3 separate regions of the Homo sapiens genome follow, and all the other regions are linked to region 1. A link is an interaction called in ENCODE POLR2A ChIA-PET data of the cell type or tissue named here. Cell type or tissue: CD4-positive, alpha-beta T cell. All regions are shown on one strand.

Evidence for each region. ChIA-PET counts read pairs that join two places held together with the same protein. Peaks named below come from ENCODE experiments on the same cell type or tissue, not always from the same donor. Only the 100,000 strongest peaks of a DNase experiment are listed, where the experiment ranks them.
Region 2: POLR2A ChIA-PET joins it to region 1 with 5 read pairs; 2 of 35 experiments call an interaction of 5 or more read pairs at or near these places.
Region 3: POLR2A ChIA-PET joins it to region 1 with 6 read pairs; 5 of 35 experiments call an interaction of 5 or more read pairs at or near these places.

Annotation. Positions count from the first base shown.
Region 1 is chr20:24,026,170-24,028,669 of GRCh38, forward strand. No RefSeq gene overlaps it. Among named protein-coding and RNA genes, the nearest start is that of GGTLC1, 39 kb to the left of the region's middle. In CD4-positive, alpha-beta T cell, no CTCF peak of the experiment used is centred here; a DNase peak (open chromatin) is centred at 1,282; H3K4me3 peaks cover 538 bases; H3K27ac peaks cover 1,722 bases.
Region 2 is chr20:23,901,937-23,904,436 of GRCh38, forward strand. No RefSeq gene overlaps it. Among named protein-coding and RNA genes, the nearest start is that of CST5, 23 kb to the left of the region's middle. In CD4-positive, alpha-beta T cell, no CTCF peak of the experiment used is centred here; no DNase peak of the experiment used is centred here; H3K4me3 peaks cover 419 bases.
Region 3 is chr20:24,078,027-24,080,526 of GRCh38, forward strand. No RefSeq gene overlaps it. Among named protein-coding and RNA genes, the nearest start is that of WAKMAR1, 33 kb to the right of the region's middle. In CD4-positive, alpha-beta T cell, no CTCF peak of the experiment used is centred here; no DNase peak of the experiment used is centred here.

The DNA.
Region 1 (2,500 bases):
CCTGTTCAGCAACGAGAAACAAGCTGAAATGATCTGTGCATACATATTGCAAACAACAACAACAAAAAAAACAATGAACGCAAAATCAAATAAAAACATACATCAGAAGTGAAATTAACCAAAGGAGAATGAATGTAAACACACAGTTCTCTAAGATGCTCAATAAATCACAAATATCATTACTCCATAAAATCAGTTAACAGATAAATACGTACAGCTAATATGTATCAACTGAAAAAAAAAGTTAAAAGATAAATAGAAATTCAGGTAGATATTATAAAATATCAGAGACAGACCCATAAATGCACTGATCAGGTTTCACGAAGATGAGAACAGAAGAAATAGAACAGAAATAATGTATCCAAGTGGTAGTAAAACAAAATATTGTTGAAATGAGCAGCTGAGTCTGTAGACTTAGAGGCCACACCATTCCAGGCAACACACATACTCTGGAAAATGTGTGATGAGTGCCCTCCTTTAATTCTTGGGACATTTATCGGTCCCTGTATTTATACTTCAGTGTTTATGGTTTTTGAATATTTTGAATTGGGATTTCCAAATATTTTCTCCCATTTTCCATCATCTTTACTTTTTTATTTATAGTCCTAGAGGGCTTTGTCTTTCAGCCTTACCAATAATTTTATTTGAACTTCAGAAATACTAATTTTAACTACCAAGAATATTTTCTTGTCCTTGATTCTTTCCCCGCAGCCTGTCCTTGTCTTAAGGATATAGTTTCTCAAATACTTGTGATGATGTTTTGGAGCTTTGAAAATGATCTCTTTTGAATTATCTCAATTTCCTGCAAAATATGTTACTTTTGTCGGCTTTGGCTGTTCCCCTTGGAATTGTCGCCTTTCCTCCGCCTCATTGAGCAGAGCTTCCTTGAGGACTGGAACAATTCCAATAGCTCATCTCCACCTGTGTGCATCTCCCCTCACTCCAGCCACAGAGGTCAGCATCTCTCTGAATTTTGGTTTCGCCGTTCTCTTTTTTGAATACATAAGTCTAACCTTCATATATGTATGTTTAAGTAATATTTATTTTAAATTTTAAAAATATATTGAAATACTATTAAAGTATGTTTCTCCAGGGACCTATTTCTTATTTTTCCTCCCTTAACAAAGTGTTTCTATGATCAGTCCTTGTTGCTGTGTGTAGCAGTAGTTGATTTTCAGACAGGAAGCTCTTGTAAATTACTCTGGCCAGTGAAACAAGTAAAAGGGTACATGTGTCAGTTCCAGGAAGTGTTTACGAGTCAGCGCGTGATTTCCTGTGCTCACGCCCATGGCTGCCACATCTGGGGAAGCATGTGTTGACGTGGAGCTGCCACAAGATCAGCACCTCCTGGAGTGATGGGCTGCAGCCCCGAGAAGGTGGCCCTGGAGAGTTCTGGGAGCCAAAGCAAAAGTGGCATGAACAAGAAATACATTTTGCTGTGCCACATCAGTAAGATTTTCCAGCTATTTCTTAGCACAGGATAATCTACCATACCTTTTCCTTCCTTTCATTTTTGCGTCTGCAGTGATGGTATTCTATTTCACTTTTCTATACAGATCACTGATTGTCTACCTCCACCTACGAAGCAGTCCTTTCCTCCCCCAGGGGCCTGCAGTGCATCTATTTGTGTGAGCCTGTTTTGGGCTTCCTTCTGCTCCATCATCAGCTCATCAGTCCTGAACAAATACCTCTGTAGTCTTCATTACTGCAGCTTAATAGTATCTGGTGTAGTAACTCTCTCTACTTTCTATTTCTTTTTCAGGACTGTCTTTTCCAACCTTACTTTACTCATCCATTAAGTTTTAGAAACCTACAACCACATACACAATGGAAAGCTTGTTGGGGTTTTGGTTGTGATTGCATTTGAGGAGCTTATCGTTACAATATTGAGTGTTCCTACTCATCGTAGCTGGGCTATGGGCTATTTTTCTTTTTTGATATATCTAAAGCATTATAACTTTTTGGAACAAAAGAATAGGATTTCTTGAGTTTAGGCAACCATCTGGAATTAGAAGTCTATTTGCAACAGTGTTTCACAGAGATAAACTCAGGACTCAATACCATAAAGCAAAGTACAGGGAGGAGAGGGGTTGGGGAGAGGACTAAGCTTCAGGTATTTTCTCTGTGTCGGATGCCCCTTGGGTGTCATGCATGCAGTATTTCAATTTATTCCCATGAAACCTCTATCTAACATGTAGCATTTTCTCCATGAAATCAAGACCCAGTTATGTTAAGCAAACTATCAAAGCTCAAACCCTGGTAAAAAGTGACAGGGCTAAGAATTGGAGAAGGCCACTTGGATTTCAAGCCAGGCTTCCCCAATATCATCATGACAAGTGTATTAAAGAAATTCGAAAGATTTTGCCTGGCTTTCTTGAGGTTGATGGATTGGCTTATTGTCTTGGCTAATGCTTTCTATCAAATTTTTAATTATTACAATAAATTTTATTTTTATTATTTATTTATTTATATTTTATTTTTTGAGATGGAGTTCCATTCT
Region 2 (2,500 bases), 120 kb before region 1:
TCCAGTTTTTCTGCTCTGTTTTTTCCCCATCTTTGTGGTTTTATCTACTTTTGGTCTTTGATGCTGGTGATGTACAGATGGGTTTTTGGTGTGGATGTCCTTTCTGTTTGTTAGTTTTCCTTCTAACAGACAGGACCCTCAGCTGCAGGTCTGTTGGAGTTTGCTAGAAGTCCACTCCAGACCCTGTTTGCCTGGGTATCAGCAGTGGTGTCTGCAGAACCGCGGATTTTTGTGAACTGTGAATGCTGCTGTCTGATCGTTCCTCTGGAAGTTTTGTCTCAGAGGAGTACCCGGCCACGTGAGGTGTCAGTCTGCCCCTACTGGGGGGTGCCTCCCAGTTAGGCTGCTCGGGGGTCAGGGGTCAGGGACCCACTTGAGGAGGCAGTCTGCCCGTTCTCAGATCTCCAGCTGCGTGCTGGGAGAACCACTGCTCTCTTCAAAGCTGTCAGACACGGACATTTAAGTCTGCAGAGGTTACTGCTGTCTTTTTGTTTGTCTGTGCCCTGCCCCCAGAGGTGGAGCCTACAGAGGCAGGCAGGCCTCCTTGAGCTGTGGTGGGCTCCACCCAATTCGAGCTTCCTGGCTGCTTTGTTTACCTAAGGGAGCCTGGGCAATGGCGGGCACCCCTCCCCCAGCCTCACTGCCGCCTTGCAGTTTGATCTCAGACTGCTGTGCTAGCAATCAGCGAGACTCCGTGGGCGTAGGACCCTCTGAGCCAGGTGCAGGATGTAATCTCCTGGTGCTCCATTTCCTAAGCCAGTCGGAAAAGCACAGTATTCGGGTAGGAGTGACCCAATTTTCCAGGTGCTGTCTGTCACCCCTTTCCTTGAGTAGGAAAGGGAACTCCCTGACCCCTTGCACTTCCCAAGTGAGGCAATGCCTCGCCCTGCTTCGGCTCGCGAACAGAGCGCTGCACCCACTGTCCTGTGCCCACTGTCTGGCACTCCGTAGTGAGATGAACCCGGTACCTCAGATGGAAATGCAGAAATCACCCGTCTTCTGTGTCGCTCACTCTGGGAGCTGTAGATCAGAGCTCTTCCTATTCAGCCATCTTGTGGAAACTCCTTCTCTTGCATTTTGAATTTTTTAATCTATTTTCTCCTTCTTTGCCTTACACAAGACATCAGTAATATGTAAATGAATGAATACATTCACAAATAACTTAAAGAGTTAAATTTGTAAACTTTATACAACTTGAAAATAAGTTTAGAGGGAAAAGGAATTCACATCAGCTTACTTTATAACAAAGGAGCAAAAGCAGGCAAAGTATAAAAGCATTATTTCTGGAGGTACTTTCAAAAATATGAACAGAAATACAAGCCACACCAAGTAATTTCTGTATAATGCCTCATAAAATTTTGGTATTTACTTAGAAGGCAGATGTAATGATGTCTAAATAAAAGAAAGTTGAATAGAAGGCAGAAAAGGTTATTCAAGATTCCAAGTCATTAATAGAACTCTATCTTTTATTGCCTTTTTCATAGAGGTCTAATAATAGCAAATACATGGAATGAACCTAAATTCCCATCAATGACAGACTGAATAAAGGAAATGTGATGCTGATACACAATGGAATATTATACAGCCATAAAAAAGAATTAAATCCTCTCTTTTGTGGGAACATGAATGGAGCTGGAGGCTATCATCCTTAGCAAACTAACACAGGAACAGAAAACCAAATACCACATGTTCTCACTTATAGGTGGGAGCTAAATGATGAGAACTTATGAACACAAATAAGGAAACAACAGATACTAGGGTCTACTTGAAAGGGGAGGGTGGGAGGAGGAAGAGGAGCAGAAAAATAACCATTGGGTACCAAGATTATTATGTGGGTGATGTAAGAATATGCACAATAAACCCCCATGACACATGTTTATGTATGTAACAAACCTTCACATGTAACCCTAAACCTGAAATAAAAATTTTTAAGAAAGGAAAACTTTTTGCCCTCCATTTGTCTATATCTTGTTTGTCAAAAGCAGAGCATATATCCTTATTAGGCAAGCAAAATTGGAAAGGGCCCAGTGTACAATCCTCGGAATATTTCTTAATCTTTCTGAGCCCCAATTTTCTTTATGTAGAGACTGTTGCATTAACCAGGATGGGCTGAGTTGTGCAGTCATAACACAAAAACCTGAAATATCAGTGGCTTATGACAGCAACATAAAACTCCATTATTGTGACTGCTATTCTCACAGATTGATGCATGTGTGTTGGGGGCTCTGAACCATGTTGTGGTCACTCTGAGCCTCAGGCTGATGGCAGCAACACAGGGGCCAAGGCAGCAAGCACTGGCTCTGTCAAGAGCAATGGAAGGAAGACATATCACTTCTTTTTTTCTTTTGGTTATCTCCAAGCCTAACAGCTTTCCCTCTATTCATTTTGTCACTCATCTATTTAGCATTCTAAGATGTGCTCTTTGAGAAATTGCCATACTGCTTTCCACAATGGCTGAACTAATTTACACTCTCACCAACAGTGTATAAGTGTTCCCTTT
Region 3 (2,500 bases), 52 kb after region 1:
TCAGCCTGGGGTGAATCACGCACTCGAGGTGTGCCCACTGACAGTCTTGGAAGTATTGACAGGAAGGTAGAAAGGAAGAGAGCTTGCATCAGGGAGGCTGCTGAGTAGAGAAGAGGAGGAGAGGGCATCACACTCACCCACCTTGAGATTTGTCTGGTTCTGTTTCCACCCAGAGACACCCCTGCTTGTGTCAAAAGAGTGAATGCTCTTCCTGGCTTGGCTTTGCATTTCTCTGCCCTTAAATACATAAATGGAGTCAGTGCAGGTATGGAGACGTGCCAGTGAGTAGGCCTCTTCACGGATGCCTGGGCCACATGTGGATGTGCACCTGCGCTCCACCAGCAAGAAAGGCACATGCCTCTGTGAGGGGTCTATATCTCCTAGAGCTTGAGAACCACGGGCTTCATCAAGGAAAAGTTAGAGAGGAATTACGCACCGGCCACTTGCTAAACATGGCAAGAAGGCTTCCCTGAGACTGTTGCAGCGGGGGAAAGAGATGGGTCCAATTCCAAACTCAGCAGGGATGGTGGAGGGTTTATACCAACAAGCAGAGTGAGGGGTCAGTGGGGAAAATTACTAAAAAGAGCTTGATTAGATCTCAAGGGTAAACTAACTTAACAGAATTCTTGCTGAAAGCAGGCCAAGAACTTAGGTATCAAGAGTGAGGGATGAGGAACTTGATCAGATATCAAGGCTGAGGAGATTTGTGACAAACTAACATAGGAGGTCTTTTCTTTCTTTTCTTTTCTTTTTTTCTTTTTTTTTTTTTTTTAGATGGAGTCTCACTCTGTCACCAGGCTGGAGTGCGGTGGTGAGATCTCGGCTCACTTCAACCCCCACCTCCCAGGTTCAAGCGATTCTCGTGTCTCAGCCTCCCAAGTAGCTGGGACTACAGGAGCGTGCCACTACGCCCAGCTAATTTTTGTAATTTTGGTAGAGGAGACGGGGTTTCACCATGCTGGCCAGGACGGTCTCGATCTCTTGACCTCATGATCTGCTAGCCTCAGCCTCCCAAAGTGCTGGGATTACAGGTGTGAGCCGCCGTGCCCAGCCAAGGAGGCCTTTTCTAAAACTAGCTCAGCAGGTCAAGTTTGAGGCCTAATTGAGAAGAGGGCACAGAGAAGCCTGGCTAAAGTTTGATCCAAGAGGGAGTTTGTCAGCGGGAGAAGAGGCAAGGAGGCTGAAAAACTGAGTGGGGCAGCATACTTTCTGATAAATAAAGGTCCTCACCAACAATTTTCCATCCTGGTTTAAGAAACAAGAAGATATGACAATTTATCTACAGGAATATTGTAAAAATTTTAGGTCAAGATTAATTTTAACTTTCTCTACAACTTAAAACACTACATTTGGCCAGAGAAATTGTTTGATAAATTGTTTAAGTCAGATATGGTTAAATTACCCAAGTAATGGGTTCTTATAAGTCCAATAAAAGTTTGAAGTTAGCAAGTAAAAATAGAACTCAAAACTATATTAAACAGTCAGACTTACATGGAGACTATTTCATTTGAAATACTGTATCAAATAGATTGACTCACAGGCCATTTTCTGTGCCGATATAACTGTATTTTCATGAATGGTCTGAACAATAAAGTTCATCTTGTAAAATTTTCAGATGAAAGCAATGTAGGCATGACGGCTGATACTTGGGGGACTTGAGCGGGCTTTTACAATGCCCCAGCAAGGAGGCAGCATGGGCTTCAATCAAGAGCCAAGGCATCTAATGTGGCTTAGCATGGACGGTTACCCCTGGGAGAGAACAATAAATCCTACAACTACATTTGGCAAGCAATGAGTCAGTTATACTCCAAGGAAAAGAAAGATCCGTGGGTCATACCAGGAAATAAGCATGGCTGAGATCTGCCTCTGTGGAAGCTCCCAGGTGATGTCAACAGTGGATTTTAATTGGCAGACAAAGTCTTCTACCTCCCATTGCTTCTGGCCCAGGGGGCCTCACCCCTACTCTGCCTTCACTACAGATTGGGTTTCCCGGTGAGCAGACCCTCACATGGGGTTTAGCATGCAGACTGTTTATTAAGGATCCCCTGCAGTTCATGTGGAAGGGTCAGGAAGCTGGCTGGTCAGAGGGAAAGTGGAGCCCTGATATAGGCTGACCCCACAGGGTGCTCTGGAGTTGGAATGTGCCCTTTCAAGTTGTACAGAGTTGGGCCTAAGTGGCCAGGTCTTCATATTCCTGCATCAGTGAATCATTGGATCTGGCTCTGTGCAGGCCAGGCTGTCCCTGAAGGGGCTGACTCCCAGCACTGGGCAAACGCCGTCTCCTTCCACTTTCAAAGCCAAACTGAGCTCTGTAGCAAATTCCTAAAGGTATTTATGTTTTCTCTGATATATTCATGAATAATATGAGTTGTGTGTGTTTCCCTAGGTCTCCTCTTCTTTTAGCTATGGCAAATACTGAGTTGTGATTTGTTTTTTATATCTATTTCTCCTTCACTGAACTAAACTCTTTGTGGATCAAGGCTGTGTGTGTCACTGTGGA